Linked DNA regions of Homo sapiens: regions 1 and 3 are each linked to region 2. The links are chromatin contacts, found by Hi-C or POLR2A ChIA-PET in ENCODE. All regions are on one chromosome and are shown on one strand. Each heading gives the region's core, a stretch centred on a gene start or an enhancer-like site at or near the end of the contact. The rest is flanking DNA. Distances are from core to core; before and after follow the strand shown.

Region 1 (3,283 bases), core at 296-2,795, 1.2 Mb after region 2:
CCCCCATGCCCGGTCCTAAGGTTTATTTATTAACAAAATGGTTTTTATTTCTTTCTCTGTTATCGTCGTGGAGATGATTTCTCATTTGGGATAATATTTTTTAGTTTTCAATTATATTTTGTCAACATTTAAAAAGCAAAGTAAAGAATATTTCTTGGGCCAGGCATGTTGGCTGACGCATGTAATCCCAGCATTTTGGGAGGCTGACACAGGCAAATAACTTAAAGTGAGGAGTTCGATACCGGCCAGGTCACCGTAGTGATACCCCGTCTCTATGAAAAATACAAAAATTAACCGGGCATCGTGGCACGCGCCTGTAATGCCAGCTGCTCCCGAGGCTGAGGCAGGAGAATCGCTTGAACCCAGGAGGCAGAGGCTGCATTGAGTTGAGATCTCGCCACTGCACTCCAGCCTGGGCAACAGAAATACTGTGTCTCAATAATAGTAATAATAATAATAATAATAATAAAGTAATAGATCTCTTCCACAAATGTGCTGGGACAACTAACTGGATATCCACATGGAAAAGAGTAATGTTGGATCCCTATGTCACACCATCAAAAATTTTATTTAAAAAAGTTTTTTTTTTTTTTTTAAAAAGGGAAAAGGCCCGGGCGCGGTGGCTCACGCCTGTAATCCCAGCACTTTGGGAGGCCGACGTGGGCGGATCACCTGAGGTCGGGAGTTCAGCCTGGCTAACATGGTGAAACCCTGTCTCTACTAAATATACAAAATTAACTGGGCATGGTGGCGCATGCCTGTAGTCCCAGCTACTCGGGAGGCTGAGGCCGGAGTATCGCTTGAAACCAGGAGGCGGAAGTTCTAGTGAGCTGGGATCACTCCACGGCACTCCAGCCTGGGCGACGGAGTGAGACTCTGTCTCCAAAAAAAAAAAAAGGGAAAGAGAGAGAGAGAGACTAGGAAGGGAGACCTGCCGCAGTGGGTGTTACTTTGTCGCCCAGGCTGGCTTGGGACCCCAGGCTCAGCAATTCTCTCCGTTGCTTCCTGAGTAGCTGGGACCTGAGGCTCCCGCCCCCGCGCCTCTGCTGTGTTTAAGCAGCAGGTGGTGACCTCACTCCTTCCTGGCCTAAGCACTCCGTCCCGCACCCCTGGCGGTGGCTTTAAGGAAGTCTCTGAAGCTGAGCTCAGGGTGGACTCTCCCTCCCTAGTGAATGGAGATAGAAAGGGAGAGGACATCTATTCTGTTCCGTGGGCCGTCACCATGACATCGTACATGCCGCCCAGGCAGGGCTTTGCATTTCACATTCTAGTTTGCATCCCGGTTCCAGACAATTCCAGGGCTTTGGAATCATGCCTCAGACTTTCTGGCGCTCTCGCCTCCACAACCTAAAAACAGAGACGCTAGGAGAGAGGCTGAAAGACGCGCAAGTCCCGCCCCGGCCCCGCCCCGGCCCCGCCCTCTGCCGGTTCTAAAGGGCAAGGTCTCAGCGCCTCGCGCCCCGCCGCTACCTCGCCCAGGCCCCGCCCACCTCCTCCCACCTCCCGCCCAGGCCTGGCTTCCGTCCTGCGCGCGGAGATTAACGCAAACCCGGAAGCGGATCGGGTGGAGTGAAGGTCACGTCGCCATGGTGAGTTTTGCTCTGTGTTGCATTAAGTCTCCGCTTCCCAGGTCCCCGCCGCTTCTGTCCCTGGGACGTGGGGTCCCCACAGACCTGGAAATTCTCGCCCGTCTTCCTTCGCCCAGAGCAAATTGAGACAGCCCAGTGAGAGGCCGGGTGTCGCTTCCTTTCGGGTTTAAAGTCGTCTGGAGGCTGGTCCCGTCCCGGGTCTGTCTGCTATAGGGCAATGTATACACTTTCTATTGCGTAGTTTTTCTGCTCAAAACCTTCTTCTGACTCTTCCCTCCTCGCGCTATTTAAAGTCTTCACCCACGAGGTGGATTCTTGCCCGGGGCGCACCTCCCAGCCACCCCTCGTCGGCCCCTGGAGCGTCGCGCCGCAGCCCCAGTCCCAGGGAGGCCGCGTCCTCTGCCTGGTCCTGGGATCTTGCAGACCCCATCCTTCTCCCAAGGCGCCGTCCCCCCTCCTCCCACCTCCCTACTCGTGCCAGAGCCTGCGGCTCCCCAGGTCTCTCCTCCGCAGTCACCGCTTCCATTGAACCCACACTGGGAAGGACGCAGGGCCCTGTCCTGTGACATGGGGTCTTCTTGCCTGCCGAGCTCCAGCCCTTGGAAAACGCGCTCCTCCGGGATGCAGGCGTCTTACTCCAAACCCTCCTGCGATTGTGTGGGCCGAAGGGATCAGGAGACAGACAGCAGTAGAAAACCTGAGACAGAGAAAGAATAAGAAAGGCCCATAACAGATGGCAAAATAGAGGATTGGTGAGGGATATGCCAAGATATGGTGAAAGTGGAAAAAGAAAGCAACAAAATACCTAGAAAAGCAGGTGGAGAAAAGCAACTGGAGAAATGTAGAGAAAAGCTAGATGTACACAGAGATGAAGGACGGCAAGGTAGGGAGAGTGGCAGCAAAGAGGGAGGCTCATCAGAGTGAGGGAGAGAGGGAGGGATTTGGAGCCAGGGCAGACAGAGCAGAGTGGTGCTGGTGTCAAGGAGAACCGAGGGAGAAACACAGCAGGGAGGACACCTGGGGATCTGGGGTGACACAGAGTGGGGACAGGGGAGTATATCAGGGAAGAGAGAATTTAACAGGGAGAGCAGAGGAGGCGCAGAGATGGGTGAAGAGGCAGAAATAGATGGAGATTGAGGACGATTGAAAGATTGGGGAGAAGGAGCAATAAGAGGTTAAATAAGTTGCGAGGATGGAGCAGAAGAGATGGAAGAGAAGGAATAGAGGGAAGAAGGGGGATAAACAGCAGAAGAGAAGAGGGGTACAAAATGAAGAGCAGAATCCCAGGGAGAAAGAAAAGAAAACAAGAGCTAGAGAGAGAAGGGGGAGAATGAGAGATATGTACAGAATTAGGGAGGGAAGCGCAGTAATGAAGAAAGGGGGGCTAGGCACAGTGGCTCACGCCTGTAGTCTCCACACTTTAGGAGACTGAAGCAAGAGAATTGCTTGAGTCTAGGAGTTCGAGACCAGCCTGGGCAACATAGTGAGACCCCTATCTCTGCCAAAAAAAAAAAAAAGGAAATAACGGGGCATAATCGTGTGCACCTGTACTCCCAGCTGCTCTGGAGGTGGAGGTAGGAGGATGACTTGAGCTCAGGAGGTCCAGGCTGCAGTGAACTGAGATCATGCCACTACACTGCAGCCTGGTCAACAGAGCGAGATCTTGTCTCAAAAGAAAAAATGGGGCGAGAGAC
Region 2 (2,846 bases), core at 347-2,846:
GTCTAGAGCCAGACTTGCCCGGGGTTTCGATCGTAACTCTGCCACTTACTGGCTGGGAGATCTGACAGGCCTCAGTTTCCTCATCTATCCAATGGAATTAATAATACAAAGGGTCGGCCAGGCACGGTGGCTCACACCTGTAATCCCAGCACTTTGGGGGGCCGAGGCAGGCGGGTGGATCACCTGAGGTCTGGAGTTTGAGACCAGCCTGACCAACATGGTGAAACCCCATCTCTACTAAAAATACAAAAAATTAGCCAGGTGTGGTGGCACATGCCTGTAATCCCAGCTACCTGGGAGGCTGAGGTAGGAGAATTGCTTGAACTCGGGAGGCTGAGGTTGCAGTGAGCCAAGACTGCGCCATTGCACTCCAGCCTGGGCAAAAAGAGCAAAACTCCGTCTCAAAAAATAAAAATAAATAATAAATAATACAAAGGGTACTGAAAGGACTGAATGGGTTAATCTCTGCAAAGGACTTGGAACGATGCCTGCCACGTAAGTACCCGCTAAATGCTGGCTGCTATCATCACTGACACTTTCATGCTCAAGTCTGGCTCCTGTACCCTCTTCCCCAGCCCACTCCCTAAGCAGGCAGGGGCAGTATCAGTGTCAACTTTGTGACCCTGGTTTTGCCCACCCTGAGGCCTCCAGGGTGCCAGGCCCTGCGCTAGGTAATGCTGGGGACACGGAGGTAAGTCCCCAGGCTGATGGGAAGGACAGACATGGACAGACAGTCACCATCTTCAGTCCAGTTCAGGCCAAGCATTGAGAGAAACGGGCCTGAGAGACCGTGTCTGATTCACCTCTGTCCACACCAGCTTCCCTCTGGGGACAACAAGCCAGGCGCTGAGAGCACCCTCCCCCACCTCTTTCATGGAGAATGTGAGCTACCCCCAGCTCAGTCAGGTTGGCTCCTTGAACTTTCATCTCTAGCAAACACACTTCTCTCTCCCTAGCTAGAGCCTCCTGGCTCACCCTGTGGCTATGGAGGGTGGAAAGCAGCTTCTGGGGCCCCACAGGACCCTGTCTGACTCCCTCTATAGCACATTTCGGGTAATATAAGAGTACAATGGTAAGTAATGCAGCCTAGTGGGTGAAAGCAGTCAGAGGAACCTGGATAGAACTCTCGGCTCTGCCCTTCTCTAGCTGGGTGACCTCTCTGTGCCTCAGTTTCTCCGTGCATTAAACAGGGACCGTGACTTCTTCCAGTGGGTAAGAAATAGAGAAAGCAACTCACTCTGAACAGTTATCAAGAGAGTGAATCCAGAACGAGGGAAAAGAGAACATGGCCGTGACCCCGGAGGGATCGGATGTTAGAACTTCACTCTTGGATTTTTGCCCTCAGGTGACTTTGACGTTTGGGGGTTAAAGCGGCAGAGGTCGGGGGTTACGAGAAGACCCCCACCCAGTGTGCGCTCGTGGCCCCGGAAGCACACGGCTGCGGGACTCAGGGATGTGGGAGAGGGGGGCCCGATCACCTTCACGGCGTAGTCGATGACCCTCTTGACAGCTACGAGCACGCGCAGCTCCGCCATCTTCCCGCCGCAGCCACTTACAGGGTCAGCCCGCACCCTCAGCGGCTCAGTCCAGAAGCCCCACCACCCCCGCCCCCCGCGCCCCTCTCTGCGCCTGCGCGCAGCACGGTCAGCCAGTCAACCGCTGCAGAGCCCGCCTCCCCGACAGAGGACCAATCGAGAGGCCGGAAGGAAGGGAGGTGTGGCAAGCAATGCAAACCAATGGGAAGCGGATCTCGGGGAGCGAGCGGGACCTGGAGAGAGAAGGAAAGGCCTGGCGGAGAGGGCAGGGCAGAGAACTAGGGGAAAGGTCGTGCACTGGAGGGAAGCGCGCCCGGAGTTTATAGATCCTCCCGGTCCTATAAACACTTCCCGGTATCCCCGGATCTGCTCTCCCTCTCCAGATCCCCCACTTCTTCCCGGCCTCTCCAAGTCGCGGTACTCGTATTCCCACGCCTCTGAATCCTCGCGCGTCGGTCTCTCCACTCTCTCCATCCCCGTGTTCCCTGTCCCTTCCATATCCGTATCCTCCCCTGTCCGTGTCTCTACTTCACCTCCATGTCGTCCCCACAGCCTCTCCACACCCTCTCCAAAGGCCCACGTCCCCTCCTGGCCCCGCCCCTCCCACATGTCCCTGTTCCCATCCCAATCCATGGAGACTTGTGTCTCCATGTCTGTGTCTCCCTGTCTCCACGTTCCCTATGAGTTCATGTCCTTATGTCTTCCCTGAGCCTCTATGCAACCCCGTGCCTGCGTCCCCACGACCCGCAGAAAAGCACGCGGAGCCGCAGCGCTAAAAAAAGCCGTTCCTTTATTCTGCCCCAGGCAGGCTGCAGTCACAGACACACGGGGAATCCACTGATGGCGTCGGTGCTCTGCATGATCATGTCTGCCAGCAGAAAGCAGAAGCCTGGGGGGACGGGGGTGCGGAGCAGGGAGAGGAAGGTGGGCCCTGGGGCGGATGGCCGGGAGGGCCCCGGGGACTGGGGTTTGGGGCTCCAAGGGGGTCTCTGCCGGGTCTGCGGGAGTCGTTAGTGTGTTGGGGAGTCCCCGAGAGGTCCCCGGGGTTTCCTGGGAGGGCAGCTGGGGAGCCTCTGGGGTGAGGGTCTTCTGGGCAGTCTCCTCCACCCTCTTCCCGCTGTCCAGTTTACCCGCGAGAATTGAGAAGGGTAAGGCCAGCCACCCAGAAAAATAGGACCAAGAGAAGAAGACGTTGTTCTTCCACGCATTCTTCACGGTGTAGCCTATCAAGGCGGTCAGCAGCAGCAGTCCTGGGCCCCGCCCAGCCGCAAGATGAGCTAGCTGGGCCTGGTGGGGGCTGCACCCAGGCCA
Region 3 (2,975 bases), core at 347-2,846, 1.0 Mb before region 2:
GAAACCAAGGGCTGGACGGTGACCAAGAGTAGTGAGAAGAGATTTGATGGGGCCCAGGAGACATGAGGGTTGGGGAGGGTCTCAGAGGAGCCCAGGAAAGGTGGGGACCGGGTTGTTCAGAGAAGCACGGGAGATTCACGGTCTGGAGGAAGTGTCTAAGCGTCTAGGGTGGCCTTGGCGGGGGAGGGGGAACTTTGGAGGGGTCTGGAAGAGCCCGAAGGTTGGAGATCCGTCTTTGGAGGATCTGGGGGATGGCTGCGAGAGGGGGGTGTGTTCGGAGGAGCCCAGGAGACTCAGGATTGGGGAAGAGGCTTCTAGGAGACTGAGAAGCCTAGAGGGACCCGGAGGGTTGGAGCTGGGGCGCTCCTGGGAGACTGGGGGCGCCTGGAGAGGCGGGGGTGGGGTGGATGGGGGCCCCGAGAGCGCGCTCACCCTGGCAGCCCGCGACGAGTAGGGGTCCTCGAAGAGCGCCCACACGCGGGGCTGCCAGCGGCGCCACCATGTGCCGCCCGCGCCGCCCGCGCCCCCTGGCGGCCCCCCGGCGCCGCCGCCCGCGTCCTGGAAGCAGAGGCGCTTGAGCTCGCCGCCCGCTCCGTCCAGGCCGCCGCCGCCCGCGCCCGCCTCGTCGTCCAGGCCTCCGTCGTGGGCGCCTGCGGCGTTGGCGGCGTTGGCGGCGCCCGCGGGGTCGGGCGCCTCGAAGGAGTCGAGCGCCTCCTCAGCGTCGCGATGCTGCCGGTAGGTCATCCAGCAGCAGGCCTCCACGTCGGTCTCGTCGATGCCCCAGAAGCCGAGCTCCTCCTCAAACAGGGGCCCGCACACGTCGGCTGGGCAGTGCAGCTTGCCGGTGCGGTAGTAGTTGAGCACGTACGCGAAGACTCCCGGGTGCCGGTCAAAGAAGAACTCGTCGGCGCCCGGGTCGTAGTCGAAGCGTGCCGCCGCCTCGGGCTCCGTCAGGCCGGCCAGCCGCGTCCCCGGCAGGGTGCGCAGCGTCGAGCGGTACGTCTCATGGCGCACGCCGCCCACGTTGATCACGATCTTGCCGCTGTCGCCACCGCCGCCGCCGTGCCGCCCCATGGCCGCCGCCGGCAGCCCGGGGCATGGCTCGGCGCGCCGGTCCCCGGGCCCGCGGGGTGCCGGGGGGCCCGCCGGGGACGCGGCGGGGCCGGGCTGCGCAGGCTGCTGCTGCTGCGGCGGCAGCGGTGGCGGCGGCGGGGACTCGGGCGGCTGCGGCGGTGGCGCCGGCTGCTGCTTGCTGGCCCCCTGGCGCCCGCGGAAGGACGAGACGCAGACTGAGCTCAGCATTGGACGGGGGGCGGGGCGGGAGGGGCGGGGACGCAGGGGCGGGGACACGGGGGGAGAGACCGACGGGATTGGGTGGGAGGAGGAGCGAGGTAGCGGGGGCGTGGCTTAGGGGAGAGGAACCAAACTGATTGGCCTGGGGGAGGTGGGGCGGGGCTGTGGCTGGGAGGAGTGGGGCGGGCACTCTAACGCGACCCAGCTGGACGAGTCGGGGCCGCCAATGAGACGGAGCGATTGGCTCTTTCTAAGAGAGCAGGGAGGAGGGGCGGGGCGGGGCGTCAAGGGAGGCGGGACCGGTTACTACTAATTGTGTTCGGCAGCACTGGTAGCCAGGGGAAGGCGGGGCTAGATACGATAGAGAGAGACCTTACTGAACTGAAAAAAGTGCGGGCGGGGTAGAGGGAGGAGGGGACACATCCAAGCTATTTAAAGACGCCCGACTGGCCTGGAGGGGCGGGGCCACCATGAGAGAGGCCGTCCTGATTGGGCTGAGAAAGGGGCGGAGAGAAACAAAACAGATCGCACGCCCTCACCTAAAACACCGCTAGGCAGGACCTGGTGGGGAGGAGCATTGCTTGGAAGAGACAGGGCCGCAGAAAGTAGAAACGGTCCAGATGAGACTGCATGGGGCGGGAACTAGAGATGGAGGACTTTCCCGCGCAAGGGGGACAGGCTGGACTGAAAGAGGACACGGGAAGAACAAAGACTTAGACTCGGTGAGAAGGTGTTGAAACTTGAGAGAGTCCTGGAAACCCGAGAGGGTCTGGATAGGCCTAAGGGAGGGAGCGGGGCTGAGGCTCCAAGGCGGGCCTGGTTAGTCGGGGCTGGGCCCGGAGAATGAGTGTCCGGATGGATGAGTGGTACTGAGGAAGGTGAGTGGGGTCGACAAATAGAAAACGTCTTGAGGCAGGGCGCAGTGGCTCACGCCTGTAACGCCAGCACTTTGCGAGGCTGAGGTGGGTGGATCATTTGAGGTCAGGAGTTCGAGACCAGCCCGGCCAAAATGGTGAAGCCCCGCCTCTACTAAAAATACAAAAATTAGTCGGGCGTGGTTGTGGGTGCCTGTAGTCCCAGCTAGTCGGGAGGTTGAGGCAGGAGAATCGCTTGAACCTGGGAAGTAGAGGTTGCAATGAGTCGAGATCGCACCACTCCACTCCAGCCTGGGCGACAGAGCGAGACTCTGTGTCAAAAAATAAATAAATAAAAGAAAAAGAAAACGTCTTGAATGGGCGGTAGGAAAGAGAGACTAAGGAAGGAGCGGGGCTTGAGGGTCTTGAAAGCAACCAGGGTAGGCGAGGGCAGGGCAGGGCTAAGGGAGGGTAGAGGAACGGGAGAGGTGGATCCCAGGGGAACAATGAGACTACAAAGAGTACAAAGCTACTGGGCTGGATGGAGGGGAGGGACCTGGAACGGGGAGTCTTCGGGATCAGAAGACCTGGGAGAGGGCACTGCCTAAAGGTCACAGGGTCTCAAAGGGCGAGGCGAGAACTTCTAACGAACGCTACACCGCGGCGGACTGCAGATTGGAGGACCGAGGGTAGATGAGGACTGGTGAGGAGGGGGCACGCAAGGAGGCAGAGAGGACGGGAGAGGGGAGAGGCCAAAGCGCCAGGAAGCACCGTCAAGACTGAGGCAATATAGGCAGGACCGATAAAAAATGGGGTGGGCTAGGAGTC

The links. Hi-C counts contacts between places; a loop is a spot of excess contacts on that map. ChIA-PET counts read pairs that join two places held with the same protein, here RNA polymerase II (POLR2A). Pooled maps may share reads with other maps.
Region 1: a pooled map shows a loop between it and region 2 (7-fold over the local background). The contact joins the promoter of ZNF808 here to the promoter of ETFB in region 2. A Hi-C loop is called at or near these places in 4 of 50 pooled maps. POLR2A ChIA-PET finds 5 or more read pairs at or near these places in 2 of 52 experiments (K562 and PC-9).
Region 3: a map of naive thymus-derived CD4-positive, alpha-beta T cell shows a loop between it and region 2 (10-fold over the local background). The contact joins the promoter of KCNC3 here to the promoter of ETFB in region 2. A Hi-C loop is called at or near these places in 1 of 168 maps with a recorded cell type or tissue (naive thymus-derived CD4-positive, alpha-beta T cell), 2 of 37 single-sample maps with no recorded cell type and 10 of 50 pooled maps. POLR2A ChIA-PET finds 5 or more read pairs at or near these places in 2 of 52 experiments (B cell and BJ).

Annotation. Positions count from the first base shown.
Region 1 is chr19:52,526,123-52,529,405 of GRCh38, forward strand. ZNF808 (zinc finger protein 808) reads left to right here and starts at 1,546. Exons shown (of 5, transcript NM_001039886.4): 1 at 1,546-1,589. RefSeq lists enhancers at 165-991, 992-1,819.
Region 2 is chr19:51,364,792-51,367,637 of GRCh38, forward strand. ETFB (electron transfer flavoprotein subunit beta) reads right to left here and starts at 1,597. Exons shown (of 6, transcript NM_001985.3): 1 at 1,479-1,597. The coding sequence starts at 1,535. It overlaps CLDND2 (claudin domain containing 2), which reads right to left. Exons shown (of 4, transcript NM_152353.3): 3 at 2,666-2,785; 4 at 2,307-2,424. The coding sequence ends at 2,351. RefSeq lists an enhancer at 1,204-2,163 and silencers at 2,393-2,442, 2,713-2,846.
Region 3 is chr19:50,327,781-50,330,755 of GRCh38, forward strand. KCNC3 (potassium voltage-gated channel subfamily C member 3) reads right to left here and starts at 1,597. Exons shown (of 5, transcript NM_004977.3): 1 at 433-1,597. The coding sequence starts at 1,302. LOC105372437 (a long non-coding RNA gene) reads left to right here and starts at 1,840. Exons shown (of 4, transcript XR_007067299.1): 1 at 1,840-2,015. RefSeq lists silencers at 460-549, 1,158-1,707, 1,788-1,847, 2,725-2,904, 2,918-2,975 and an enhancer at 1,312-1,606.